2 separate regions of the Homo sapiens genome follow, and region 2 is linked to region 1. The links are chromatin loops, found by intact Hi-C in ENCODE. Cell type or tissue: tibial artery. All regions are shown on one strand. Links, peaks and the distances in the headings refer to the core of each region. The heading gives the core; the rest is flanking DNA. Region 1 overlaps SPIRE1 (spire type actin nucleation factor 1). Region 2 overlaps SPIRE1 (spire type actin nucleation factor 1).

Region 1 (15,705 bases), core at 4,173-12,172:
GTTATTTGAAAGTAAATTACAGATTTTTCTTGTTTTAGATTCAAGCTGTCAATTATACTTTAGCTTCTGAATGATTTTTCTTTTTTTTGCTTGCAGAAATGTAATAACAGATGTCAACCTGTGCTTGAGATATGGTGAGAAAGTTCTAATTGGGAGAACCCACATGGCAATTACGCTTCCCATTTCTGACATTACCATTCTCAAGCTGGCAATTAGAACTGCTCAATGCCAACATTTTCAGTTCCTGGCAACTTAAAAAACAAAATCTACTCTGTGAATCAGAAGTATGTCAAATGCTCAGAGAATAATTTTAATCCATTTGTGTAGGTTCAACATCAGCTCACATATAAGTACCCCTTTACTAATTAAATCCTTCTTATTCACATATATGTTCATATATTAAAATAATAATGTATTTTTTATGACAGCATTTTAATGATCACCATTTCCACCATTTAAACTATCTTATTTCCCTATGCCATGTGTACATGTTTTCAGTTAGACATTTTTAAATGCATTATAATAAGGAATATATTTCAAAAATTCCTTGAACAAACTTTTAATTAATTGTTGAGACCGAGTCTCACTCTGTTGACCAGGCTGGAGCAGTGGTGTGATCATGGCTCACCGCAGCCTCAACTTCCTGGGCTCAAGCAATCCTTTCACCTCAGCCTCCTGAGCAGCAGGGACTACAGGCATGTACTACCACACCTGGCTAATTTTTGTACTTTTAGTAGAGACAGGGTTTTGCCATGTTGGCCGGGCTGATCTTGAACTCCTGGGCTCAGTGGTCTGCCCGTCTTGGAGTCCCAAAGTGCTGGGATTATAGGCGTGAGCAACCACACTGGGCAACATTTTTAATAACTCAGTTAAAATATGCTAATGTAGGCCAAGTATGATGGCTCACAACTTTAATCCCAGCACTTTGGGAGGCTGAAGCAGAAGGACTGCCTGAACCTGGGTGTTGGAAGTGCAGTGAGCTGTGATTGCATCACTGCATTCCAGTCTGGGCAAAAGAGCAAGACCCTGTCTCACACACACAAAAAAAAAAAAGAAAAGAAAAAAGCAACAAATTACTGCCAGGCACAGTGTCTCATGCCTGTAGTCCCAACTACTCGGGAGGCTGAGGTAGGAGGATTGCTTGAGGCCGGGAGGCAGAGGTTGCAGTGAGCTGAGATTGCATCACTGCATGAGATTACCCCAGCATAGGTGACAGAGCCTGACCCTGTCTCAAAACAAAAACAAAAACAAAAACAAAACAAAAAAAAACAAAGAAATTACTTACATAAAGAGTATTAAATACATTTCATGACTGACATTATTTCACAATATTGTCTATAATAAATTAAAAAATGAATATCAGCCACACAGATTATGAGCTATGACTTTTTAATTCAAATATATTTTATCTGAAAAGAGGGAAAGAAGATTTTATCACATTGACTAGTCCCAAATTAATATTTCAGAAATTAGGGTACAAAAACCCAGTAAAAAGTTATAGCAGTTGTTCTGATAACTGGAAGTCTCCCATGCAGAGTTAATGGATAAGTACTAAAGAATATGATTTATATTTGTGTCAAACTTTATGGTGCATTCTTAAAGATATAACACGCTTCTCCTCCCTGAGGGGTGGATGGTGGCCAAGTAACAACTATAGCAATTATGAAAAAAGTCAAGAGCATTTTATTGAATAAAAAATGTAAAATGTTAAACTATAAATTGATATTCTGTACTACTTAATTCGAATTTATATGGTTCACTACAGAAATTAGAAAAACTATAGATGAAGTCATAAAAATGAAAGCAATTCATTTCTAGGTTCTAGGAAAGGAATTCCTAGAATTCCTCTATTCTTCCAGTATTTTTTGTACCTATACACACATGTGCACACACGCACGCACACACACACACGCAAACACTCTCTCTCTAACAAATGTCTCTGCTCTATACAGCTGGACTGACTCCGCTCTACATAGCTGGACTGACTCTGCTCTACATAGCTGGACTGACATTATCTGCTAATACACATTCACCTTTTCTGTTTTTATACTCATCAGCTCTTCACACCTATAGAAATGCAGTGATGATGATAAAAATGACCATTAAAATATCACAGACAATATTACAAATTATATCACAAAGTTATTTTCTTAATAAATAAAGACAAATTAATAAGACCAATGGCTCATTAGAAAAATGAACAAAGGAAATGAACAAGCAATTGACAAATGATTCTTAAGTACATGAAAAGATATCTGATCTCATTTACAATAAGACAAATGCAAATTAAAATTGTTAAGATACTAATTTTCACTTATCACTGTGAAAACACATTGTCAAGATGTAGGAGAATAGATAGCCTCACACATTGCTAAGGACAGTATCAACTACTAAACCTCTAGGAAGGACAATAGTGTAATATTTTATAAAAATTATAAATGCACATTTCCTTTGACCCAGCAAGTCTACTTCTAGGAATCTACCTTACACTTATGTTCACACTCAAGAAAAATAGGTTAAAAATTATCCATGACACCACTGTTTGTAATAGAAAAAGAATGGAAATTACTTAGTAGCTGTCAATATAGGACTAGTTAAACTCATTACACCATACCCACAAAATAGATTATAAAGGCCTACAGATGTGAAAGCTATTTACTGATATGAAATGATCTCTAAGACATATAATTAAATAAAAAAGGAAAGTTTAAAAGTGAAAAAAGGAAGAAAATACTGATATGCGCTTGTTAGTTATACATAAAATCTCTCTGCAAAGATAAAAAAGAAATTAATAATATTTGTTGCCCATATATAGGGAGAGTGTGAGTAGTAGACAAAAATAGAAGGGTACAATTTAATGTAATATTTTTACAACTCCTGGGTTTTGAACCACGTGAAATTTTTTGTTAAAAATAAATTAAGTTTTAAAAGCTGCAGGATCTGAAAGGTGGCAGAGTTCTTCCACGAGCTTTCAGTAAAATATTCTTGTGAAACATTTTAACAGGGAGAGCAGCGCTAAGAGCAATGACAGGAGGTCAGAGAGAGATTTACTCCTCCCTGATGAGACACCAGTGCTCGGCATGTTACCAACACTCAAAACAAAAATAACAAATCAAACAGAAAAAAGACAGACAGCAGCAAGGACCCTAAACATTACAAATGATGAATGATCTCATTAAAACGAACACATGGCACACTTACAAAAAGACATCTGGTGGTGGATTTTCTGTCAAAAAGTGGTATGTTCACCACTTGGAGGGATATAAACCTATTTTAGGTCTAGAAAGAAACTTCCAGCCAACTTAAATGCCAGAATTTTATTATTGGAGGTGTTGGCATGAGGTGAGGAATAGGCAAGGAATATGAGAAAGCTGATTAAAATACCCTTCAATCTGTGAATGAGACAGACGTCTTGGGGCTTTTTCTTTGCAAGGCTATTCAAGCAGAAAATAAGTTGAAGTCATGTCACAAACAGGTGTCCCAGTGTGAGTTAGTTAACATGCAATTGGCCCTATGACACTGGCGGATTTGGCTACTGGCTTGATAAGAGATTGGGGGGTGGAAAATACTTACATTTGATTTTTCAACCAATTTACAGACTATAAAATGTGGCTATAAGATTTTAAAAACAGACAAAACCATTTCATAACAGCCTAGTCATTTTAGAAAACACTGTTTTTCCCCCAGCAAAAGAAGATACTTTATATACATGAATATAGTTTTTCATTTTAGGTAAAATATTTTTTAGTTTTATTTAAGATAAACCGAGCTCAATAATTTCATCAAGTTATGATTTCTTGCATAGGGCTAACTGAAATAATATATGTACAGGCATACCTCATTTTACTGCCTTTCGCTTTGTTGTACATAGCAGATACTTTTTTTTTTTTTTTGGACACAGTTTTACTCTGTCGCCTGGGTGGGGTGCAGTGGCACGTGATCTCAGCTCACTGCAACCTCTGCCTCCCAGGTTCAAGGGATCCTCGTGCCTCAGCCTCCCGAGTAGCTGGGATTATAGGCGTGCACCACCACACCTGGCTAATTTTTGTAGTATTAGTAGAGATGGGGTTTCATCATGTCGGCTAGGCTGGTCTCGAACTCCCGACCTCAAGTGATCTGCCCGCCTCAGCCTCCCAAAGTGCTGGGATTACAGATGTGAGCCACCCCATGCCTGGCCAGATATCGTGTTTTTACAAATTGAAGGTTTGCAGCAACCCTGAGTTCGGCAAATCTATTGGTGCCATTTTTCCTAGAGTATGTGCTCACTTTGTATCTTTCTGTCACATTTTGGTAATTCTCACAATATTCCATTTTTTTTTTATTAAATCTGTTATGGAGATCTGTGAGGAGTGATCTTTGATGTTACTATTGTCATTGCTTTGGGGTGCTCATGACAGTGTCCATATAAGACAACAAACCTAATTGATAAATGCGTGTGTTCTGACTGCTCCGCTCACTAGCCATTCCCCCATCTCTCTCCCTCTCCTGGGGCCTCCCTATTCCGTGAGACACAATGATAATTTAATTAGGCCAATTAATAACCCCACAATGGCCTTTATGTGTTCAAGTGGAAGGAAGAGTCATAAGTCTCTCACTTTAAATCAAAAGCGAGAAATGATTAAGTTTGGTGAGGAAGGATGTCAAAAGCAAAGATGGGCTGAAAGCTAGGCTCCTTGCACCAAACAGCCAAGTTGTGAATGCAAAGGACAAGCTCTTAAAGGAAATTAAAAGTGCTACTCCAGTGAACATGAATGATAAGAAGGCACAACAGCCTTAATTCCTGGTATAAAGTTTTAGTGGTCTGGATAGAAGATCAAACCAGCCACAACATTCCCTTAAACCAAAACCTAATCCTAAGCAGGGCTCAAACTCTTCAATTCTATGAAGGCTGAAAAAGGTGAAGAAGCTGCAGGAGGAAAGTTTGAAGCTAACAGAGATAGGTTCATTAGGTTTAAGAAAAAAAGTTGTCATCGCTCGATAAAAGTGCAAGGTGAAGCAGCAAGTGCTGAATGTAGAAGCTGCAGTAAATTATCAAGAAGATGTAGCTAACTGATGAAGGTAGCTACATTAAACAACATATTTTCAATGTAGATGAAACAATTTAATATTGGAAGAAGATACCATCTGGGACTTTCATAGCTAGAGAGAAATCAGTGCTTGGCTTCAAAGCTTCAAAGGACAGGGTGACTCTCTTGTTAGGGGCTAATGTGGGTGATGAAGTTGAAGTCAATGCTAATTTACCATTCTGAAAATCTTAGGGCCCTTAAGAATTATGTTAACTCTACTCTGTCTGTGCTCTATAAATGGAACAACAAAGACTGGATGGCGGCACATCTGTTTACAGCAAAAAAGATTCCTTTCAAAATATTACCACTCATTGACAATGCATTTGGTCACCCAAAAGCTCGATGGTAATATACAAGATTAATGTTGTTTTCATGCCTGCTAACACAACATCTATTGTACAGCCCCATGGACCAAGGAATAATTTTTACTTGCAAGTCATATTTAAGAACTACATTTTGTAAGGCTATAACTGTCATAGACAGTGATTCCTCTGATGGGTTTGGGCAAAGCACATTGAAAACCTTCTGGAAAGGATTCATCATTCTAGATGCCATTAAGAACACTGGTGATTCATGAAAGGAGGTCAAAATGCAACATCAACAGGAGTTTGAAAGAAGTTGATTCCAACCCTCATGGATGACTTTGAGGGGATCAAGACTTCAGTGGAGGAAATAACTGCTGATGTGGTGGAAACAGTCAACAGAATAAGAAGTGGAGCCTGAAGATGTGCCTGAATTACTGCAATCTCATGAGAAAACTTGAACTAATGAGGAGTTGTTTCTTATGGATGAGCAAGGAAAGTAGTTTACTGACATGGAATCAACTCCTGGTGATGATGCTGTGCACATTATTGACATGACAACAAAAGATTTCAAAAATTATATAAATCTAGTTGATAAAGCAGCAGGAGGGTTTGAGAAGATTGACTCCAATTTTGAAAGAAGTTCTACTGTGGGTAATGTGCTATCAAACAGCACTGTATGCTACAATGTATTCTGATTTTTCAGAAAGGGCCAAAGCCACCCTAACCTTTAGCAGCCACCACCTTGATCAGTCAGCAGCCATTAATGTCGGATCAAGACACTTCACCAGCAAAAAGATTACAACTCACTGATGGCTCAGAGGATCACTAGCATTTTGTAGCAATAAAGTATTTTTATTCTTATTTTTTTTTGAGACATAGTCTCACTCAGTTGCCCAGGATGGAGTGCAAAATGGTGTAATCACACCACATGGCAGCCTTGACCTCCCAGGCTCAAGCAATCCTCCTACCTCAGCCTCCTGAGTAGCTGGGTCTACAGGCATGAGCCACCATGCCAGGTTAATTTTTTTAAAAACTATTTTTTGCAGAGATAGGATCTCACTACATTGCCCACTCTAGTCTCAAACTCCTAGGAAGAAAGTATTTTTTAATTAAAGTATGTATTTTTTTGATGTAATGCTATTGCACATTTAATAGACTATAATATACATAAAGATAATTAATTTTGTATGCATTAGGAAACAAAAAAATTTGTATGACTTGCTTTATTGCAATATTTGTTTCATTGCAGTGGTTTGGAATCCAACCCGCAATATCTCTGAGGTATGCCTATAAATCACTTAACAAAGTTTCTCTATATGTATTGGATTATATTGTGTAAAATATACTCATATAATACTTTGAAAAATTCATAAGCCATGCTTATATCCAATTCATTGTTTTACCCCATAATTGTAATGTCTGGTCAAATATTAGCAGCTAAAGATAAACTGGCTCTAATCTGGGCATCTATAATTCATCCTCCCATCCTAGGATTTCATTAAATTTGGGGTAAGATTTAACCATTCAGAAGAATTTGGCCGATGAGGTTTAAACCAAAATCCCATGTAAGTGAGAATCATTTAAACATTTAGAAAATCACAAATTGGCAAAATACTACTTTTAAACAGCATAGCTATTTATACTGATGGGGGGAAAAATGTTTTCTTTTCTCTAGGAAAACTTTAGAAATATTCTGGGAAATGAAAGATCAAAGAAGTCAATTTACTTCTTCAGTATAACAGATTGGAAGGCAAAGATGAATAATTTAACATTTAAGTTTTTCACAGTAAAATGCCGGGATTATAAGGCATGAGACACCGTGCCTGGTGAATTGTGCAGAATTACACATTAAAGTAATAACAGGCAAGGCACAATGGCTCATGCATGTAATCTCAGTGCGTTGGGAAGGTAAGGTGGCAGGATCACTTGAGGCCAGGAGTTTCAGACCAACCTGGGCAGCATAGCAAGACCCCATCTCCACAAAAATAAAAATAAAAAAATCAGCCAACCATGGTGGTGAACACCTGTAGTCCTAGCTACTTGAGATGCTAAGGCAGGAGGAACACTTGAGCCCAGGAGCTAAAGAGCTATGATCACCCCACTACACTCCAGCCTGGGCAGCAGAGTGAGACCGTGTCTCTCTAGGAAGAAGAAAAAAAAAAAGTGGCCAGGCACGGTGGCTCACGCCTGTAATCCCAGCACTTTGGGAGGCCGAGGCAGGCAGATCATGAGGTCAGGAGATCGAAACCATCCTGGCTAACACGGTGAAACCCCGTCTCTACTAAAAATACAAAAAAATTAGCCGGGCGTGGTGGCGGGCGCCTATAGTCCCAGCTACTCAGGAGGCTGAGGCAGGAGAATGGCGTGAACCCGGAAGGCGGAGCTTGCAGTGAGCTGAGATCATGCCACCGTACTCCAGCCTGGGCGACAGAGTGAGACTCCGTCTCAAAAAAAAAAAAAAAAAAAAAATAATAATAATAATAATAATAACAAAGGCTATTATTAAAATTTTAAAAATAAGGATAAAAATTGTTTATCGTGATGCTAGTTAGGTAGAAATGGGAGTTAAAATATATAATACATTAATATAGAAAAAACAAACCTGCTTGTGTTATACATTTTTTAAAATATCAATATTTAATTCAACACTGTTGTCATTTCATCTGTTTAAGAAAATTATACCCCTGAAATTCTTTTCTCTTGCTGCTTTTAGAAAAAAAAAGTTTCACATCAAGCATTTATGGGGGATTGGAGTGGGAAGGAAACAATAAATGAACCTCATTAGTAATTAAAATCAGATCCCATGTGTATAGAACTTCGTGACTATACACACGGGAACCTGCTTCCTCGCTCACACCAGCTTCATCTGGATTAAAAAGCCCCCCAGTAGCCACAGATTTACCAAGATTTCTGTTTTAAAGCAAAAACTATCTTTAAAACAAAGGAGTTCTATTTCTTGAAACCTGAAGAACTAAAGACTAGCTTTTAGTATGTTATAACTCCATCTACTCATTCCTAGCATCGTAAAGATCTTCCCTAGGATGCAGTTCATCTTCTTTGCCATGATGCCTTGCTCATTAGGGGTGTTACAGAGCTCCCTGAGCAATGAGGCTTAGAGATCATCATATGCTCAGAAACTCACTACCTGGAACACAAAGGTTTCCAGTAATACATGCTAAACAAGGGATGAAAGCAGTACAGCAGTCTAGGGTCAGAATACTGAAGATACACACACACACACACACACACACACACACACACACAGAGATGTATCTGATGCCTGCAGAAAGCCATTCAGAGCATGGGTAGTCACAAAACTATAGACTCTTCTGGTGCATCTTCCCATCAGATGCTTGTATAGTATCCCTGCATAGTACCCTCTGAGACAGTGGTCCCAGTGTTTGAGAAGTCACTTCTCCCTCTGCCCTTCTACCTTGCTTGCTCTCATCTCCTGGCCTTCATGTGTGCTGTTTACTATGCCTGGAACACATTTTCCATCCACTATTTTGCCTCAGCATTTGGGTCTCAGCTTCGAAGTTACTTCTGGGAAGCTGTGCATGGTCCCTTTGGTGGCTTCCACAGCACCCTGCACCCACTGGCCACGGCCCTTCTAACACGGTGCTGGATGACATGCTCCTACACTGTCCTCCTTACTCTCTTGAGTTCTGTGAAGGCAGAGATCATGTTCATCTCATTCACCATCGTACCGACAGTGAGAAAGGCAGTAAGAGTAGCACTTAAAACATGGCTTCTGTGAGGACTCAATGAATATTAATGCACATAAAGTCAGAACAGCATTTAGCACAGAGTAAGTATGGAATAAACGTTAGCAGTATTAATCATAGTAGCACCCATTATATGGAAGACATTTTATTTTTTTTAATTTAATTTTTTTTTTGAGAGGAGTCTCACTCACTGTCGCCAGGCTGGAGTGCAGTGGCATGATCTTGGCTCACTGTGACCTCTGTCTCCTGAGTCCAAGCAATTCTCCTGCCTCAGCTTCTCGAGTAGCTGGGATTACAAGCACATGCCACCACGCCTGGCTAATTTTTGTATTTTTAGTAGAGATGGGGTTTCACCATGTTGGCCAGGATGGTCTCAATCTCTTGACATCGTGATCCACCCGCCTCACCCTCCCAAAGTGCTGGGATTACAGGCGTGAGCTACTGCGCCTGGCCACGGAAGACATTTTAAATAACTTGCATGAATAAAATGATTCTCCCAACTGATCCTAGTTCCTCTGACAGCCAGCATCTCTCCATTCACTAGGCTTTGTGATGTCTCCATATGGATATTATGTTCTGTCAAGTCTTCTTCAAAATCCCAAGCTCCTCCACTGTTTCTTCTGTATTAAGGTTTGTAGACACCTCACTCACATCCTGACCTACCTCAAGATCAACTTTTATTGTCTATCATTTGTACAAAGTTAAAAATTAGGTCTAATTTTAAGTCCTTTTATCATCACAGGCAGCTACTTTATTAAGGTTTGTTGAACCGTGCTTCAGTTTTTCTATCTACACGAGTGAGGCAGTGAAGGGTAATACTACCAAACTCACAAGAACATCACAAGGATTAAAGTACTAACATAAACAAAGGATGAGATACCCAGGGTTTATATATAAGGATAGGCCTTTCGGTGAACATGATGTAGGTTGTCTGGGCTTAGAGCTGCTGCAGAAGGCTTTGGATCTTTCTTCCCCCAAGTACATAAATTATATTAGAAATATTTTAAAAATTAATGAAAATAAAGCAGCATTCAATTTCAACCCCCAGCCCTCAGGTTCCCACTTCTGGAGAGCAGAATGAATATGAAGAGGCAGCTGTGTGTCCAGGAGCCCCAGGTGTGCATTAGCTGTGCACCATTCCTGTGCTGCTCCTGGCTCCTGATAACTCCATAATCGGCATCTTAAGGTTGATTCTATTCTCCTCTGTTTCTTCTTGAATAAAAATATGTTGGCCAGGTGCAGTGGCTCACGCCTGTAATCCCAGCACTTTGGGAGGCCGAGGTGGGTGGATCACGAGGTCAGGAGATGGAGACCATCCTGGCTAACACGGTGAAACCCCGTCTCTACTAAAAATACAAAAAATTAGCCGGGCGTGGTGGCGGGTGCCTGTAGTCCCAGCTACTAGAGAGGCTGAGGCAGGAGAATGGTGTGAACCTGGGAGGTGGAGCTTGCAGATTGCGCCACTGCACTCCAACCTGGGTGACAGAGCAAGACTCTATCTCAAAAAAAAAAAAAAAAGTTAAAGGCTTAGAAGACTCCAACTCTAATATTTATTAGGTTAAAAAAACTTAATCTCATTGATGGAGGCCCCAGTGTTACCCTAAGCTGAGGAGGCAGCAAAGGAGACATACCTAAAAAGACTACAAGAGATACTGTCTTGGGTCCCTAAATCTATGACAGGACTGACAGTACAAACATGGTCCTTGCCCTTAAGAAGTTCACAGTCTAGTGGGAGATAAACGTATACAGTAATTACAACACAGTGTCACTGTTGTAAGTGACAGAAAGATGCCAGAGTGGAGTGCTCATTGAATGAACATAGAGAAGAAAGAATGACTTCGATTGGAAAAAGCATTTCAGAATAGTAGATAGACATTTGAGTTAGGTCTTAAGGAGAAGCAGGCATTTTCTAGGTAGCGAAGAGGGGAAAGGGACATTTCAGGTAGGTGCAGAGGCCCTGGACATTCAGGAATGAAGGAAGTGTAGGCAACACCAGCACACATAGGGCAGGGATGAATGGTGAATGAAGAGCCTGGAGAGGTCAGAACTGGGTCAGATTGTGAACAGCTGCCCTGTCATGCTAAGGGGTTTACACTTTCCACCTACAAGTATCAAGAAGTCATGAAAAGGGAAGTAACATTAGAGGGTTTGTCATGGTCCAGGCAAGAGATGTCAAACCAATGCGTGAGGCAAGGTAAGGTAGACACAGTGAGAACACGAGGGAGGCTCTGCATTTTGGAGATAACTGAAGAGCATCAGGGGACCAAGATGCAAGACAGATGGTGAGAAACCAGACCTACAATAGCTAAACCACAGATTCTTTAATTCATTTAACAATGATCAAATATCTACGGAGTCCCCATTACACTGGGATATAACAGTGAATTAGAGAGAAAAGGTCTCTGCCCTCAATGAGATTATATTCTTGTGGCAGACATCAATGAATAAGAAAAGAGACCAACAAAACAACTACAGACCATGATGGCTGCTAAAAGGGAGATAATAGGGCAACGCGATTAAAATGAAAACAGCAGGCTGGGCACAGTGGCTCACGCCTGTAATCCCAGCACTTTGGGAGGCCGAGGCGGGCGGACCACGAGGTCAGGAGATCAAGACCATCCTGGCTAACATGGTGAAACCCCGTCTCTACTAAAAATACAAAAAATTAGCCGGACGTGGTGGCGGGCGCCTGTAGTCCCAGCTACTCTGGAGGCTGAAGCAGGAGAATGGTGTGAACCCGGGAGGTGGAACTTGCAGTGAGCTGATATTGCGCCACTGCACTCCAGCTTAGACGACAGAGCAAGACTCCGTCTCAAAAAAAAAAAAAAGGGCAGTATGTGCTGAATATATAAAGGTGTCTGGGGTGGCCTGAGGAGATGTCCTTTCAGCTGAGGTATGAAGGGTGTGAGTGAAAAAATCATACTTGAAAGGGTCAAGGAAGACAACACTTATAAGAAGCGTTTAATATGTCAAGAAACTAAGCACCGCAGGTACAGCCACACTTGAGAAGAGTGCAAAGATCATTATAATCAGATAATCAGAAATGACAACCCACACCTGTAGAGCCTACTGCTGAAGAAATCCAAGATGAGTTAACTGTATTAGACATCTTATCTCTCAAAGATCAAAATGTTTGAAATATTCTACCTTAATTTGGGTGATGTTTATGTGTATGAATGACACAAGAAAGTGCAAGAGGAAGAGAAAATTTTCATCACTTTGAGTACATAATCTAGAGAACAGAGATTAGGACATTAAAAACCTATTTTACATGCCTTATAAAGTTCTTGCTGCAATATCATGAACACATGCTATACAATGCACAATTATTTTCACTGTTCATTCACTGATGACTAATGTTACTGTATTACGAATTTATTCTGTACAAGGATTTTCTACCAGTAGATTGTGAAAATAATTTTATTTTTAGCCTATACTGACATCAATATAGTAGTAATGTCAGTATTGAATGTTACAGCTAGCTTACCAATTTTAAAAAGTTAAATCTGTGTTTTTAAAAGGCCTACAGCATCCTCAATTTTGATTAATTTATCTACAGCATTGAACTGCTTTTCTGTAAAATCTATCTCAAATTTAAGATATAAAATAAAATAGTATACAATAATTTCATAGAAAATTCTACCAGGAATGCACTTACTTATCTATATACACTTTGCCTACAACGTAAGACTAATAACAAAAATGAGGAAAAGCTTGTTGAATAAATAGAACAAAAAATTTAGTCACGCAAATTTTATTTTCTGCATAAAATTTTAAGACTAGACGGAAGCTTAACATGTCTTGCCTCCTCCCCGATTTTTATGTTTTTAGAGACAGGGTCTCACTCTATTACCAAGGCTGGATGGAGCACAGTGGTGAGATCATAGTTCACTGCAGCCTTAAACTCCCGGGCTCAAAAGATCTTCCTGTCTCCGCCTCCCAAGCAGCTAGGATTCCAGGATTCTATGATCTTGCTATGCTTCTCAGGCTGGTCTCAAAACACCTGGTCTCGGCCTCTCAAAGTGCTGGGATTACAGAAGTGAGCCACTGAGCGCCAGGCCTTCCTCCCCATTTTTAAAGATGAGTAAACAGAAGTCTTGCAAATGCTATTTGATTTTAAGAAGTTACATGAATAATGAATGGTATGATTCACCAATAAAGGGGCTTTTACAAAGGTCAGTGGTAATATAAATATTTCAAATTATGAAATAAATAAAAAATGAGTTATTTGCTTTAAAGAAAGCTTTCAAAAAATTCTTTTAAAACAGTGTACTCTTATGATACATCAAGTTTCTACTATAATATCATTATACCCCTACTATGAAACAGTGTATTACTGGAGAATTTGGTGAGCATACTGCACACTCTCAACGTGGAGGCAATGATGGCTAGAGCATGCTAGGAACGTATCAGAAAAAAATCAACTGACTTTCTAGTCTTAAAATTATTTTATCTCAGTCTTTGACACTTCTATGATACTCTATCTTTTCTCATTTCACATCTCCCTCTTTATTTATTTGTTTATTTTATAGATAGGGTCTTGCCTTGTTGGCCAGGCTGGTCTTGAACTCCTGGCTTCAAGTGATCCTCCTGCCTTGGGCTCCCAGAGTGCTGTGATTACAGGCATGAGCCACTGTGCCTGGCCTCCCTCTTATTTCATACCTCAACTTTACATGGTACCCCCCCATCCCATTTATGTGCATATGCAGGACCATCATCCCCTAACACCAGCATGTGCATGCCCACACATTCTCTCATAAACTCTCTTCTCTCCAAAGCCAAATCTTAGTCTTTCTGACTCACATATTCTCTCTCCAGAACTGCTCAGAAACCTACATCAAAGTATCTACCTCCATTTTCTTCAGAACTCTCTCTTTAGTTTCATCTAATAATGCATTTTATGTGACACTCTTAGAGGAAAATAGCAATAACTTCTATGTAGTGGAACACCTTTGCCGGACTGAAGGGTATGATGAGGATGAAAATGCTGTTATCAGCAGCACTGAGAACTTACTTCTATGTGAATCTCTAATCTCTCTAAGCCTCAGTTTACTAATTTGCAAAGAGTCACAGGATTGTTACAAGGATCAAATGGAGTAAGGAAGAGAAGGCATTTTATAAAGGAGCTGTATGAATATGACAGTAAAGTAGCAGGGGTTAAAGTTTTAGGTAATGATAAATAATTTTATTTAACAATAACAAAACTGGGGACTGATGATCAAAAAATTACCTGGACCACAATAGATTAAAGGATACTACCATTAATATAATTTCATTTTCTCCAATAAAAAATTTTACAATTGAAACTGCCCCCTCTGCACAGCACAGGCTCACCAGCTACCCCTGCAGTATGGCTCTGGAATATGGTGGTGTCACTGGCAGCAGGGCAGGGTGGCTCTTCTTTCATACAACCTGATGCACTCGATGGATTGCTTAGACAGTGCCTCCAGCTATACTTAACTTACAAGGATATCAAATTTCTTAGGAGACACAGTAATGTGTACTTATTTTCAAGGATATCACATTGCTTAAGAGACAAAGTAACAGCAGGCCTACCCAAATCTTTATCATTAAAAGAATGACCTTAAAGGAGTTCATTGGTTGTTTAAGAAGAAAATCATCACATCATGAAAGGGATTAGAATATAAACAAATTTGCTTTCTAAATAAATAGATGATGAACCAGATACTGTGCTTTATAAAGTAGCCAGGTTCAGTAAATGCACTTAACACTTTACAGAACAAGTATAACATTGGAAAACAGATGGTAGATTTTATATTTTAATAAATTGCCAATTTGCCATATAAGAAATTTAGTATAATTAAAGTACTTTTGGACTATCAAATCAGACACATTATCAGTAACTGAGCTCAAGTGTTCTGACACTATGCTTCCACCCCAATTTATATGCATTCATGCACACACATATACACAGATATAAGGTAGTTTGAAAAATTGTTGATACTCAATTTTTAATTTCGTTGAATCAGTCTATTGTTTCAAAAATTCCACTTGGTACACACTAACTCATAGGTATAAAGAATGATTCTTAAAATATATTAAGTATTTTGGGATCTTCCGAAAAAAGTCAAATTAACAAATAGTATTTATTAGTGTGAAAACAGTATTTTTGAGAAAAGGCTGAAACCATTTACATACATAAACTAACATGTATAAAAATGTTCTATCATTTCAAGAAAACCTTATACATTGCAGAGGTGAAAGAAACTTACATTCCTGAAACCTGAGTGTTGATAGGCAATTTATGTGCTTTCTTTGTCTAGGAAGTCACTCAAGATGAGAGAAGTGATGACAGGAGCTTCAAAGGAAGAAGGGTGTTTCAACAAGGATGAAGGCTGATTACTGGCAGGCAGCAGAGGAGAGACAGAATATTAGCAAACCCACCTCAATCGAAACAGGGAGATGTAGAGGAGAGATCGGCTTCCCGCAGGAGGAAAGCAAGAGAAAGCACTACCCTTAGGGGAACAAGTGTTGTCAGAAGAGCCTGAGGGGACTCTTTTCAAAATGGAGTGCAGTTTCCAGAGAAGACTGGGAAAGGGTGAGATGGAGATCAACGGAGTAGAAACAGAGGAGAAGGAGATATGAAAA
Region 2 (15,705 bases), core at 4,069-12,068, 120 kb after region 1:
AGTTATCATGAGATCTGGTTGTTTCAGTCTGTAGCACCTCCTCCTTCCCTCTTTCTTCCTCCTGCTCCAGCCATCCAGGACGTGCTGGCTTCCCCTTCACCTTTTGCGATGACTGTAAGTTTTCTGAGGCCTCCCCAGCCATGCTTCCTGTACAGCCTGCAGAACAGTGATCCAATTAAACCTCTTTTCTTTATAAATTACCCAGTCTCAGGTAGTTCTTTATAGCAATGCAAGAATGGACTAATATATCTCCATTCCCACTTTCAGTGGCTGTTGGGATTGAGGGGAACTGCAGGGGTACTGTCCAGGCTAACTACCATTTCTACTGTTTCTGAGGAATGGGGAAATGCATTCCTCAAAAAAAATTTTTTTTTTGAGACGGAGTCTCGCTCTGTCGCCCAGGCTGGAGTGCAGTGGCATGATCTTGGCTCACTGCAAGTTCTGCCTCCTGGGTTCAGGCATTGCACTCCACCCTGGGCGAGACAGCGCCACTCCATCTCAAAAAAAAAAATTCTGGGTGAAGTCACAGGATTTGTAAGTTTTAGAGGGATTCATTCCTTAGGTCTGGTGCAGTAAAACAGAAGTGGCCAACCTTTGAAGAAAGACTCAGAACTTGTCAAGTGTAAATCCCTTGATGCTATACTGGTAGTTTCCAATTGAAGAAGCTGTTGTTGAATTGAGGAATGCGGCCAGGCGCAGTGGCTCATACCTGCCATCCGAGCACTTTGGGAGGCCAAGGCAGGTGGATCACGAGGTCAGGAGTTCAAGGCCAGCCTAGCCAAGATGGTGTAACCCCATCTCTACTAAAAATACAAAAATTAGCTGTGCATGGTGGCAGATGCCTATAATCCCAGCTACACGGGAGACTGAGGCAGAGAATTGCTTGAACCCAGGAGGCGGAGGTTGCAGTGAGCAGAGATCACGCCACTGCACTTCCAGCCTGGGCGCAAGAATGAGACTCCATCTCAAAATAAATAAATAAATAAATAAAAATAAAAAAAAGAAAGGCTGAGGTGGGAGAATGGCTTAAGCCCAGGAGGCAGGCAATGAGCTGAGATGGTACCACTGCACTCCAGCCTGGGCAACAGAGCCAGACATTGTCTTTAAAAAAAAAAAAAAAATTTATTAGACGAGTCCCCTTATGTCCCAGGAAACAGAAAAGCCTATGCCTTCCTATAAACTGACACAGAATGGCTTTACGAAACAAACTAGTCCTGATATAAAATGTCTGTCATAAAGAATTCATAACTAAGGCAACACTGTCATCTTCAGCAGACATTATAAATCTTAAATATTGATAATCAGATCATTTCACCATGGGTCTGCTCAGAGAATGCAAATAATACTTTCAAATTAAGGTAGCTACTTATCTTTAAAGTAGAAACCTCAGCATATGGCTGACTTATCATGCAGTCACATTATCAATATGATTCAAACTAGCTGAATAAGCAAAAGGCAAACTATACCTACCAAAAAAACAGAATTTCTGGAACTTTTAAGATAAATGGTTCTCAGAATTATTCTCCAGCTTTTTACTATGTGACCAAATTCTAGACAATGTTTCAGTCCCTCTAACCATGTGAAATTATGTTCTTTTTCATGCTAAAACTGAGATACCAATGAATACACCCTGCTCTCCTGCCAGCATACCTCTGCCACCTTCATTTGTTCAGTAAATATTTATTCACCACCTACTAAGTACTACTCATAAGCACTGATGACACACTGTCGTAGTAAACAAGCTAGACACAGTTCTTGCCTCATAAGGCTTACATTTTATTGAACACAGCCCCAAAAAAGTAATCAAACAAAACAGAACTCGTGATAAATGGATCCAAAAGGGAGAGAAAGTAACAGAAATGACCCCATCTGGGGTGGTCAGGTAAGATTCCTCCAAAAGATGATATTTAAACAGAGACCTTGAAGCTGGGTAGAACCAACTGCAGGGCGGGAAGAAGAATCTGTTCCGGAAGCAGGAGGTGGCGTGTGACAGGCCTGGGAAGTGTTTGGTGGATGAGTAACATAAACTGTGTTTAGACAGGCAGGGGGCAGATCACACAGGCTTGTAAGGATAGTATGATGAGTTCAGATTTGACTTTAAGGAAAATGGGAAGCTATTGAAGGATACCAGGCAAGAGGGTCAGCTGCGTCCAGGTAGTTTCCAGGTCAGTCTTGCTATAATGTGAAGAACGTAGTGGAGACAGCCAGATGGAAAGCTCAAGGCCAGCGAGGAGGCTACTATCATTGTACTGCAGCACTACACGCGGGCGGCCAGGCAGGGAGATGGCAGTAATGAGGGTGAAAAGGAGAGGGTTCATGAAATAATTTGGAAGTAGAACAGGATTTGTTAATGGATTGACAAACAACATCCTGAACATGCTCCATGTTTTCAAGAATAATATTCTCAAACATTTGACCAAAACTGATCAACAACAACCATTAGTTTAAGAACTATAATACTTTTATAAGAAAGGAGTTTATTAAATATGCTTCTGGGACAATTTTTGTATTATTACTAGGAAAAAAAACCCATAGTTTTGTAGTTAACAGGCTGAAATTTAGCAATAAAAAAATTTCTACAGCCTAATCATACCCGAATTTCTTTTTTTCTTTTTTTTTTTTTGAGATGGAGTCTCGCTCTGTCGCCAGTCTAGAGTGCAGTGGCACGATCTTGGCTTACTACAACCTCCGTCTCCAGGGTTCAAGCGATTCTCCTGCCTCAGCCTCCCAAGTAGCTGGGACTACAGGCACACACTACCATGCCCAGCTAATGTTTGTATTTTTAGTAGAGACGGGGTTTCACCATGTTGGCCAGGATGGTCTTGATCTCTTGACCTCATGATCCGCCCACCTCAGCCTCCCAAAGTGCTGGGATTACAGGCGTGAGCCACCACACCCAGCCTCATACATGAATTTCTAAAGTGCAGTGGCCACTGAGGACTTGGAATCAATGAACAGAACTTCAAAAGTTAGGACAGTGAAACTACGTATTTATTAGCTTAAACCAATTTCCCCCAACAAAATCATCTTTGCCAAGTTGCATTTTAAGGGAAAAAAGAATGTTATGCTTTTTTTTTTTTTTTTTTGAGATGGAGTCTTGCTCTGTCGCCCAGGCTGGAGTGCAGTGCATGATCTTGGCTCACTACAGCCTCCGCCTCCCAGGTTCAAGCAATTCTCCTGCCTCAGCCTCCTGAGTAGCTGGGACTACAGGCACGCACCACCACGCCCAGCTAATTTTTGTATTTTCAGTAGAAATGGGATTTCACCATGTTAGCCAGGATGGTCTCAATCTCCTGACCTTGTGATCCGCCCGCCTCAGCGTGAATGTTATGGATTTGATACAAAAAACAGTCAGGGACATGACCTCTAATTTTAAATATCTCTCATGGAAAAAGCATTCATCTGTTCATTCACCAACAATACGTTTGTGTGACAGGCACTCTCCAGAACTTGCATCTTCTTCCTTGAGATTATCTGACCCCCACCCACAGACTCTGCCCCAAGCCAGGCTCTAGGACTTTCAGCCTTCAATCACCTTTGCCATAAATGTGACTTCTATCCTAATTCAGAAATGGAAGCTCCCACTTTATTTTTGACATAGACTACACTTTGCTTCCTAGATTTGTAACTAAATCCCTTACCTTTCAAAAAAAATGACAGCCTTGGATTGTTATTACCAGTCACCTTCCCAGGGACTAGAGTCTCCCCTTGGACCTAGTATCAGTGATTAAAACCCGCCACAAAATTTGGATATTATCTTTTATCTATTTTATGTAATCTGGCAACACTGGAAGCTTGCAGAGCAAATAAGTTTCATCTCTAGTGCCAATTCTGAGTAACAGTGGCTGTCTAGAATGTCATCTTCAGAAGTATTCTGATGGCAAGTACAGGATAGGAGGTGCCCAGGACTATTTAGAAATGGTCTCACTCATAAGTGGGAGTTGAACAATGAGAACACATGGACACAGGGAGGGAAACAACACACACCAGGGCCTGTCAGGGATGGCAGGGGAAAGGGGAGGAAGAGCATTAGGACAAATATGTAATGCCTGTGGGGCTTAAAACCTAGATCACGGGTTGACAGGTGCAGCAAACCAGCATGGCACATGTATACCTATGTAACAAACCTGCACATTCTGCACATGTATCCTGGAACTTAAAGTAAAATTTTAAAAAAGAAGAAGAAATGCTGCCATAGGAATAGAAGACATAATATTTGTATTTAAAGAATAGTACTGTATTCATAAGTATAATAAAAATGTGTAACTTACAAAACTCATTACAAAAAGATATTTCTTGACTATGTATAGTATATGTAGTAAAGGATAAATAGCTAAAAATGTTTATAGTATAAACATTTTTAAATGTTTATACATAAATAGCTAAAAATGTTTATAGCCTGGAGCCACATTTCTGACACTCCTGTGTTAGAAGACAAGGACAATGAAAGTCAAAGTACTCTTTGTAAACTGGGTTGATTTGGATTAAACTTTTCCCTAGTAACAGCAATTCAAACATTGCTTAAACTTCACAAGCTCAAAAATACATAGACATATCACTAGATTTTAGGAATGAGAACTTGGAGGGGAACCTCCCCAAGCCAAATCATAAACAGAGTTCTAGCAGGTGACAATCCCAAATGTTCTACTATTCCCTATCAATTGAAGAGTTCTGGTTTTCATGCATTTCATACACACATCTGTGTCCATTCTCTTTAGAATCTCCTGCCCCTCTGTGGCATCTGAGTATGAGACAACCTAGCCAACAAGAGCCCTGCAGAGAAGCATCCCAGGAACTTCTATCTTCCAAGCCCTAATTCCCTTTAGTTATATCACAACTCTACCAGCCATATCCACTTACCCAAATGTGTTACTTTCCCTCTGTCAAGATTTGGGAGATCTGATTTAAAAACTATAAAAACAACATAGGCTTGACATAGACTACACTTTGCCATTTTTAGCTATTTAACCTTTACTATAAACATTTTTAGCTATTTAACCTTTACTACATATACTATATATAGTCAAGAAATATTTTTGTAATGAGTTTTGTAAGTTACACATTTTTATTATACTTATGAATACAGTACTATTCTTTAAATATAAATATAATGAAAAGATCATTAATTAAAGAAGAAAGTCAAGCTGAGCACTGTGACTCACATCTATAATCCCAGCACTTTGGAAGGCTGGGGGTGGGGGCGCGAATCATTTGAGGTCAGGAGTTTGAGACCAGCCTGGCCAACATGGTGAAACCCTGTCTCAACCAAAAAAAAAAAAAAAAAATTAGCTGGGCATGATGGCACATGCCTGTAGTCTCAGCTACTTGGGAGGCTGAGGAGGGAGAATCGCTTGAACACAGGAGGCGGAGGTTGCAGTGAGTTGAGATCGAGCCACTGCACTCCAGCCTAGGTGACAGAGGGAAACTCCATCTCAAAAAAAAAAAAAAAAAAGGTCAGGGTTAGGGGGCAACTATCATTAATTTAAGGAACTTAACAATTTCCCATCAAAAACATTTAAGTTTATACACATCAGGCAATACAACAGTTCAAATATTTCATCTAAACTATGGCTTATCTTATAGGTCTCAGATGAAATGTGTTCCAAGAGTTTATAGGGAAAGTTATAGTTACATTGTTTTATTATTTACATAAATAAGCCCTCCTATACTCCCCAAAGGATTGAAAGAAGCTAAATTAAATGATCAATAAATGAGTATCAAACAAGTCAGAAAGTGGCAAAAGAAGGAAAAAAACAAATTCAAGATAATATAAAATATATGGAAATCCATAAAAAATATAAACGGTGGTCAAGCACTAATTACCTTTCCCTGATAATCTGCAAGTAACCCTCCATAGTCCATTCTAAAAACCTGGTGGAGCACCTAAGGCAACAAAGGTCTAATCACATGGACACCCACATTTCAAATTTTTTCAACCTCAAGAATCATTTTATAGACTTCCAAACATATATTTAATATTGTTTTAGAACTTCTTTATCAATCTTGACTCAAATAATTTGGAAGTATTCATCTTTTTACAAAGGATAGCAATGGCTCAGTAAAAATGTATTTGTGCAGTACATACAAGGTAACAAAATGCCCCCACATATATTTCTTCATTTGAGTCTCATAACAATTTCACAAGAAGGGCTGGACAAATATTACTTCCATTTTACAAATAAAGAAAGAGAGCGGCCGGGCACCATGGCTCACACATGTACATGTAACCCCAGTACTTTGGGAGGCCAAGGCAGGTAGATGTCTTGAGCCCAGGAGTTCAAGACCAGCCTGGGGAACCTGGCAAAACCTGGTCTCCACACACACATACAAAAGAATAAAAGAAAAAAAAAAATAAGACAGTATCAGCATCAGAAATAGTTAAATGGCTTGCCTGAGGTCATAACTATTCAATAGTAAGCATCAGAGCCAAAAGAATTGAAACTGCATCTTCTGTAGCCAGCTCTTAGTTCTCTCCATGTTATGGTGTGACATTCAACAGCTGATTTGCAACTATCTGGAAGGCAGCAAAGGAGCTTGGTGGGAATCAACATGACTCCACAGGAAAAAATATTTTCCAGGCCAATTTAATTTCCAACAAGTATAAACCATCATCTATCTTCCCACCCTAACCTGCCCCTCCTGCCTACCCTGTCACCCAAGCACCCAGGCAAGAAGTCAGAGCCTTTGAACAATCCTTCCTCTTTCTCACCCACACATAAAAAGTGGAAGAGCTATACCATGTCCTATTTCCTAAATCACTCTCAATCTGATTCTTTCTCTCCATTCCTACTGCCCTAATTCAGACCTCCATCATCTCCTGTTTGAACAGCCATAACACTCCTAACTGGTTTAGCAACTTAAAGGCTACAAAGATCTAAAGATATATAAAATGCCTACTGGTGTCTATGCCCTCCATTTTACCCAATTCAATACATCTACAAAGCCCCTACATTTATCTTTCTAAAAAGAGTAATCTGCTTACATCATTTTCCTGCTTAAAACCCTTCCATAGCTCTCCACTGCCTGTACAGACTATAAATACACACTCGACCATGTGGCTGGCACAAAGTCCTTCATCATCTGATCCCAGCCAACGTGCCTTTCCAGCCCTTCTGACTCCGACTCCCACACACATCCTCCGCTCCAGGCACAGGGAACACCCACTACAAAGAAGACAAACAGGTTTAACCTCACGTGCCAACTCCAAATAATTAGTAGTGGCCACCTGAAGCATCCTGTTGAGAACTCTTGGGGCTGCTTACGAATTCGGCAGCAAAAAATGCGGTAACTGATTAGCAGTTATATGCTTTTGGCATGGGGAAGTGGGTGGCAGCACAACGCCACACTTGCCATCCATGTACTGCTGCTCTCTGAGTACCATATAACGTCCTCCACATCTCCAAGCCTTTCCACTTGCTGCTGCTGCTGCTGCCTCACATAGTCTTCCTTTTAGGCTACAGCCCCATCCTGGAGACCTCCAGAAACCAGATCTCCTCTGTAACACTCGCCTACTGTCACCAGGCAGGGTCAGCCACTCTCTTCTCTGGGCTCTCATAGTTTTCTAAACATCTTTATTATTTTAAAATTATTGCACTGTACTGTGTTAGTTTCTCCATCTATGAGCTTCTTGAAGGTATGAGTGCAGTTTATCCCTCTTTGTATCGTCAACATCTGGCACAGTGCACTTAGAAGGCACTCAAATATTGGTGAAATGAATACATGAAATCAGGTAATGGGAATATCGCTAACATGGTATTTTCACTAAAAATCCAGGAAGACATGACCAAACCCTGGGACCAGGCAACCTATAGGGATTGTTAGTGACATTCTAGCACTACCCTCCAATTATCTCTATTTATATTTTTATCTCTCCGAAATACAAGATATTAAAGGAGTATATTAGGTAGGAACTTAACTTCTAATTAAATTAAGGGATGGGAGAGAAAATGGGAAATATGACAGAAAAAGACCACAGACTTAATTTAAAAAAATGTATTAGGCCCGGCGCAGTGGTTCACACCTGTAATCCCAGCACTTTGGGAGACGGAGGCGTGTGGATCACTTGAAATCTGGAGTTTGAGACCAGCCTGATCAACATAGTGAAACTCTGTCTCTGCTAAAAATACAAAATTAGCCAGGCGTGGTGGTGCATGCCTGTAATCTCAGCTACCATGGAGGCTGAGGCAGGAGAATCACTTGAACCCAGAAGGTGGAGGCTGCAGTTAGCCAAGATCGCAGGATTGCCCTCCAGCCTGGGCAACAAGAGCAAAACTCTGACTCAAAAAAAAAAAAAAAAGCATTAGCACAATTAGTATAAAAAGACCTAAGAGTCACAGTTTTCAGAAGCCAGCAGTTTGGTATTATTAGGAATATAAACCCTCCATATACCTAATCGAATCCTTTTTAAATTTATACTAATGTCTCATATCAGTTTTAATTTTAAAAGTTTGTGAGATACAATCACTTTGGAAAATTTCTGGCAATATCTACTTATGCTGACCATACATCATGAATTAGCAATTGCACTTTTAGAAACATATTCAACAAAAATGCTACATTTGTTCACCAAAAGACACGTGCAGTAATGTTCACAGTGGCATTATTCATACTATCCAGTAAGTCGATATTTGAAACCCAAATATCCATCTAGAGTTTGAACATCAAAAATAAACTCTTTAACATTTCTTCTTCTATATTAAAAACAGGCCAGGTGCAGTGGATCACACCTGTAATCCCACCACTGTGGGAAGCTGAGGCAGGAAGATCACTTGAATGGGGTTCAAGACCAGCCTGGGCAATATAGTGAGAGACCCTGTCTCTACAAAAAAATAACAAAAAAATTAGCCAGGAGTGGTGGTGTGCATTTATAGTCCCAGCTACTCAGGAGGCTGAGGTGGAAGGATCACCTGTACCCAGAAGTTCAAAGTTACAGAGAGCTATGATCACATCACTGCACTCCTGCCTGGGCAACAGAGCAAAACTACAACTTTAAAAAATAAATAAAAACAAAACAATAAGCAACAAGCATACCCAGTGCTAAGATCATGGTTTCTAAACACCATTCTCCAATAAAAGAAACAAGAGCTCCCTGGAAATATGGGTGACTCTAGGGCTGGGGCAGGAAATATATAAGATGATCCTTGAAACATCTTGCAGTGCCAGAAAGCAAGGACGTGCTCCACCAGACAGAAGGAGGGCTGCATATCAAAGGAACCCAGGAGCCAAGCCTAAGGAGCAATCAATGGCCACAGCGGGAACAATCTGAGCAACAAAACAACCAAAGTACAAAATACATGTCAATCCAGACTGATATAAACAAATGATTGAATATATAAGTAAATGGAGGAGAAGGCACAAATCTTCTTCACAGAATTCAAAATAACTCTAAGAAGATATTCACGTCTCCAGGAGGTGGTTTAATTACCTGGCCCTATCCTTGAACGCAGGCTGGAATTAATGACTCCTTTCTAAAGAACAACATATTAAAAAAAGGTAAAAATAGTAACTTTTTAGTGGAGAAACCTGACAACACTGTCTTAATCAAGTGTCCAGGTTATCGTAGCCAGTGATGTCACATGGTTATCATGTGCCCCAACATGATGTGATCAGGGGGAGCCCTTCACCTCGCTGGTATTCTTCCCCCAAAACTATAACCCAGTCTAGCCATAAAAATACCAGGCAAGTCCAAATGGAGGGACATTTTACAAAATAGCTGACCAGTACTTGCCAAGACTGTCAAGATCATGATAAACTGTCACAGACCAGAAGAAACTAAGGAGATATGATGACTAAATGCAATATGGTATCTCGAATGGGATTTCTGCAATAGAAAAAGGACACTAAGGCCAAGCACAGTGGCTCACGCCTGTAATCCCAGCACTTTGGGAGGCCGAGGCGGACAGATCACCTGAGGTCAGGAGTTTGAGACCAGCCTGACCAACATGGAGAAACTCCGTCTCTACTAAAAATACAAAATTACCCAGGTGTGGTGGCAGGTGCCTGTAAATCCCAGCTACTCGGGAGGCTGAGGCAGGAGAATCCCTTGAACCCAGGAGGTAGAGGTTATGGTGAGCCAAGATCGCGCCATTGCACTCCAGCCTGGACAAGAAGAGCGAAACTCCGTCTCAAAAAAAAAAAAAAAAAAAAAGAAAAAGGACATTAATAGAAAAACTGGGGAAACCCAAATGAAGTCTGGAGTTTAGTTAATAGCAATGCATCAATGTTGTTTTTTCAGTTTTGACAAATATACCACAAGAATATAAAATGTTAACATTTAGGGGAACTGGGTGAGGGGCAAATAAGAATTATCTGCATTCTCTTTTCAACTTTTCTGTAAATCTAAAATTATCCCAAAATAAAAAGTTTGGTCAGGCACAGTGGCTCGCACCTGCAATTTCAGCACTTTGTGAGACTGAGGCAGGTGGATCATTTGAGGTCAGGAGTTCAAGAGCAGTCTGGGCAACATTTTTCTCCACTAAAAAATAAAAATAAAAAATTAGCCAGAAGTGGCAGCACACACCTGTGGTCCCAGCTACATGGGAGGCTGAGGTAGGAAGACTGCTTGAATCCAGGAGCCGGGGGCTGCAGCGAGCTATGATCATACTACTGCACTCCAGCCTGAGCAAGAGAGAAAGACCCTGTCTCTTAAAAAAAAATTTTTTTGACTAAAAATTCCCACTACATTTGGTAACTCAATATTTCCTTCATAGTTTTAAACAAATATCTGAAAGAAGTTATTTTCCTTTTTTCTACTTAGCCAACAAGAAGTAAAAGGGAAATACATACAGCTCTAATGACACTGTTATGAAAGCAGGATGAGAACTGCTGTTATTTTATAGGACCAATGATACAGGAGAGTGAATCTGACCTTCCATATATAACAAGCAGAGTGCAACTCATCATCTCTTATCAACATATAGTCCTTGGTAGCTCAATGATTTTTTTCTTCTAAAGTTTAGTCAAAACTCTTAGTGAGGCCAATGGTTTCCTAAGAGTCCTAACTTACTTGAGGACTAATATCTGTAGATGACTAAATTCTTTCTACTGTTTCCCTCTGCAAAAGTAGAAACACAGATACAAAACCACAAATACATTATTCCAAAATTTCTCCCCAAAACTCTTGTGACCCCTCTCTTATAACCCAACACACGTAGAAATATATTGCATGGTAAATTGGAACCAAAAGTGACAGTAGGTCAGGCTTGGTGGCTCACGCCTGTAATCCCAGCACTTTGGGAGACCAAGGCAGGCAGATACTTGAGGCCCAGAGTTTGAGACCAGCATGATCAATATGGAAAAACCCTGTCTCTACTAAAAATACAAAAATTAGCCAGGCGCAGCGGCATGTGCATGTAATCCCAGCTATTTGGGAGGCTGAGGTGCGAGAATTGCTTGAACCTGGGAGGCGAAGGTTGCAGTGACCCGAGCTCGTGCCACTGCACTCCAGCCTGGGCAACAGACTAAGACTCTGTCTCAAAAAAAATAAATAAACAAATAAATAAAAGTGACAGCAGGCCAGGCATGGTGGCTCATGCCTGCAATTCCAGCACTTTGGTAGGCCAACGTGGGCAAATCACTTGAGCCCAGAAGTTCCAAACAAAACTAGGCAACATGGCAAAATCTCTGTCTCTAAAAAACGATATAAAAATTACCCAGGCATGGGCCAGGTGGTAGTGGTGGCTCACATCTATAATCCCAGCACTTTGGGAGGCCGAGGTGGGTGGATCATGAGGTCAGGAGTTCGAGACCATCCTGGCTAATATGGTGAAACCCCGTCTCTACTAAAAATACAAAAAATTAGCTGGGCGTGATGGCACGTGCCTGTAGTCCCAGCTACTCGGGAGGCTGAGGCAGGAGAATCGCTTGAACCCGGGAGGCAGAGGTTGCAGTAAGCCAAGATCACGCCGCTGCACTCCAGCCTGGTGACAGAGCAAGACTCCATCTCAGGAAAAAAAAAAAAAAAAAATTACCCAGGCATGGTGACACATGCCTGTAGTCCCAGCTACTCGGGAGGCTGAGGTGGGAGGATTGCTTGAATCTGGGAGGTCAAAGCTGCAGTGAGCCGATCAAACCACTGCACTACAGCCTGGGTGACAAAGCGAGACCCTGTCTCAAAAAAAAAAAAAAAAAAAGTGATAGCAATCTTATCCAATTACAGCTAAAATCTTAATTTTGCAAATGAACATCTAAACTTACTGTTAAGGCTCCTCCCACTCACTTAGAAGGGGCCTGTGTAAATGAAGGGACTTGAAGTTTAAGCTGCATTAGATTCATGGTAAATTCACCACTGTGTTTCTGTTTTATTTTCTCTTCTTTAATGACTAGAACTATTTGCCCTTACATCACCCATGTAAAACTAGAACACTACTTGTACATAGTAGGAACTCAAAGCATATTTGTTAGATTGAATTAACCTGACATATTTGAACTTATTATTCAAAGAGAACAATTTTTATCTATTACTGTAACTGATAAGGCATTTCACCAATCTCTAATTCTACCATTCACCCCCACTACCTACTCTGGAAACCTACACATATACTTCATATATTCCTTTCCTTTAATGATCAGGATGGGAACACAAGAAATACAGAAAGAGCAGACCAAAAAAAATGTTTTTAAACATTTTTTTGCTGGGTGCGGTGGCTCACGCCTGTAATCCCAGCACTTTGGGAGGCTGAGGTGGGTGGATCACAAGGTCAGGAGATGTAGACCATTCTGGACAACATGGTGAAACCCGTGTCTACTAAAAATACAAAAATTAGCCGAGCATGGTGGCGGGCGCCTGTAGTCCCAGCTACTCAGGAGGCTGAGGCAGGAGAATCGCTTGAACCCAGGAAGCGGAGGCTGCAGTGAGCCGAGATCACGCCACTGCCTCCAGCCTGAGCAACAGAGCGAGACTCCATCTCAAAAAAACAAAAACAAAAAAAACATATTTTTTCACTATTTCAACCTTTTCCACAAATATTCTCTCTTTAAAATCAAATAGGATTTTATGCCAAGACGATCTTCCCCTCCAAATTAGCATGAACCTTGCTGAGAAGCTTGACTGATCGTATCCTCTTTTCAAAACCCAAACAAAGCCTGAATGTTCCCTATACCAAGAAACCATTCTCAAGGGATCCCTTTATTAGTATGCACACAGGCATTCATTGTTCCTTTCAGGAAAACCTTCTACCAACCTTAAGATTATTTTAAATCAACATATGGCCATAATTTTTAAACGATTCTTTATACATCTAAACTAAAGGTACATCAAAAATTTTGAAACCAAAAGTTAAAATAAATGATTGTTGTCAGACGGGTATTTAAGTCCTGAAAGACTGTGAGACCACACATGATTCTAATCTCTAAAACTACTGCTATTAATAATTCTTTGTGGCATGCCAGAAAAGCAAATGCTTTTTAACCATGTGAAGATCTAGACTATAACCTAAACTGCATCAGTTACTACCTTCTAAAGACCCTGTATACCAAAATGTGCTCTAATTGCTAGTCAGGTATACTTATGAGTATACAAAGAGCCTGCGTGTCTTTAACCCCTTAATTAAGCGTGTGAAAGTTAAAACTTCATCAACTTGTACCTAATAAACTTTCCCAAACAACAAAGTCTTATTATTACTACAACTGCATAAACACTGGAGAAAATAAAATGTTAAATAAGCCACCAAACAAGAATCATAAACTCTCTTGATTCTAAGCAATCTATCCTCCTGTCATCACAGAAATACTTCTTAACCATACTGCTCATTTTAGGACGTTATACATAATTTAATCTTTTTACTTTCAAGAGATCCTCTAAAGAGCTAGTCTTTCCTTTTTCTTGAATTTATCTTCTTGGGTCCTATATCACACTACTTTTATGGCCATGCTAGCAATTTGGCTCTAAGTTTTACCTGAATGCTAAATAAACTCACTAATTCTTCATTTTTTTCCTTCATTGGTCTCCAGCCTCTGACACATTTCAACATTTTTCTGTTTTTCTTATAGCATATTTCTATTTATTTCATTCAAACTGAATCTAACCATTCTCAGATGTATCAATACTGTTAAAAGTAAACAAGAATTAAAATCAATTACTACCACATTCAGTCCCCTAAAAAGTCAGTAAAGCCTATGAAGTACTATTTCTTCTAAAAGGACTAAATGGAGTGATACTGCTGGTACTGGCAAGAACCAGTACGACTCATTCAGCTCAACAACAGAGTGACAATGGCCTGTAGAAGGATTCACTCACTTGAGGATTACAGCCAGAATCCACTTCTCTACCCTGAACACAATCCTGGGCACCACCTGCTAGAGCAGTGGTTCTCAACTGGGATGATTTTGCACCCTAGGGAACATCTGGCAATGGACAGAGACTTTTTTAATGTCACAATTGCAGGGGAGGGGCCTACTGGCATCCAGTGTTAGAGATCAGATCACGGATGCTGCACAGAACAGCCACCACAACAAAGTATTACTCAGCCAAAAATGCCGACAGTGCCAGTTAAGAAACTCTGACCTTGACATTTACCCCAATTCTTGGTAAAAACATAAAACAGATGGACTAGAGACAGTATAGTGGTGAGAAAGGACCACAGGATTAGAGGAAGAAGGAAACTAAAACCTACTGAGTACCTGCTATACAGCAAGTCTTGCCACTTGACATATATTATCCTCACTTATGCCCCAATCCTGTGAAAACAACAATATATTCTGATTTTACACAGAAGGCTAGACTCAGGGTGATTGGGGAACTTACTCACTGTCACTTATCTAAGGGGAAGAATCACAAAACAAATTCAAACCAAATGTTTCATTCCACAACACTACTAAGCCTAGACACTAAAAGACCAAGATTTGATTCAAAGAGTTACTAATCACTTAACTTCCCTAAACGTCCATTTAGAAAATATATCAGGCCGGGCGTGGTGGCTTACACCTGTAATCCCAGCACTTTGGGAGGCCAAGGCTGGTGGATCACTGAGGTCGGGAGTTCGTGACCAGCCTGGGCAACATGGGGAAACCCCGTCTCTACTAAAAATACAAAATTAGCCAGGCGTGGTAGTGCATGTCTGGAATCCCAGCTACTCGGGAGGCTGAGGCAGGAGAATCTCTTGAACCCGGGAGGCGGAAGTGGCAGTGAGCCAAGATTGCGCCATTGCACTCCAGCCTGGGCAACAAGAGCAAAACTCCGTCTCAAAAAAAAAAAAGAAAGAAAGAAACAGAAATCAATGGATGTGAAAACATAAACGTTGCAGATTGCTAACTACATATAATCATGATAAATACAATGAAAAAGAAAGTGTGGCCAGGCACCGTGGCTCACTTCTGTAATCCCAGCACTGTGGGAGGCTGAGGCGGGTGGATCACCTGAGGTCAGGAGTTTGAGACCAGCTCAGCCAACATGGTGAAAACCCTTCTCTACTAAAAATACAAAAATTAGCTGGGCATGGTGGTACACACCTGTAATCCCAGCTACTTGGGAGGCTGAGGTAGGAGAATTGCTTGAACCCTGGAGGCGGAGGTTGCAGTCAGCCGAGACTGCACCACTGCACTCCAGCCTGGGCGACAAAGTGAGACTCCACCTCAAAAAAAAAAAAAAAAAAAAAAAAATTTGGCTGGGCACGGTGGCTCACGCCTGTAATCCCAGCACTTTGGGAGGCCGAGACGGGCGGATCACGAGGTCAGGAGATCGAGACCATCCTGGCTAACATGGTGAAA

What was found. Hi-C counts contacts between places; a loop is a spot of excess contacts. Peaks named below come from ENCODE experiments on the same cell type or tissue, not always from the same donor. Only the 100,000 strongest peaks of a DNase experiment are listed, where the experiment ranks them.
Region 2: it touches region 1 in a loop (2.2-fold over the local background); 12 of 110 quality-filtered maps call a loop at or near these places.

What each region holds. Positions count from the first base shown.
Region 1 is chr18:12,517,459-12,533,163 of GRCh38, forward strand. The region is part of intron 4 of SPIRE1 (spire type actin nucleation factor 1); the gene reads right to left. Among named protein-coding and RNA genes, the nearest start is that of PRELID3A, 120 kb to the left of the region's middle. RefSeq lists a silencer at 11,099-11,299. In tibial artery, for the core only: no CTCF peak of the experiment used is centred there; a DNase peak (open chromatin) is centred at 8,902.
Region 2 is chr18:12,638,765-12,654,469 of GRCh38, forward strand. The region is part of intron 1 of SPIRE1 (spire type actin nucleation factor 1); the gene reads right to left. Among named protein-coding and RNA genes, the nearest start is that of SPIRE1, 11 kb to the right of the region's middle. RefSeq lists enhancers at 8,803-9,627, 12,805-13,388. In tibial artery, for the core only: no CTCF peak of the experiment used is centred there; a DNase peak (open chromatin) is centred at 7,097; H3K4me3 peaks cover 710 bases; H3K27ac peaks cover 2,276 bases.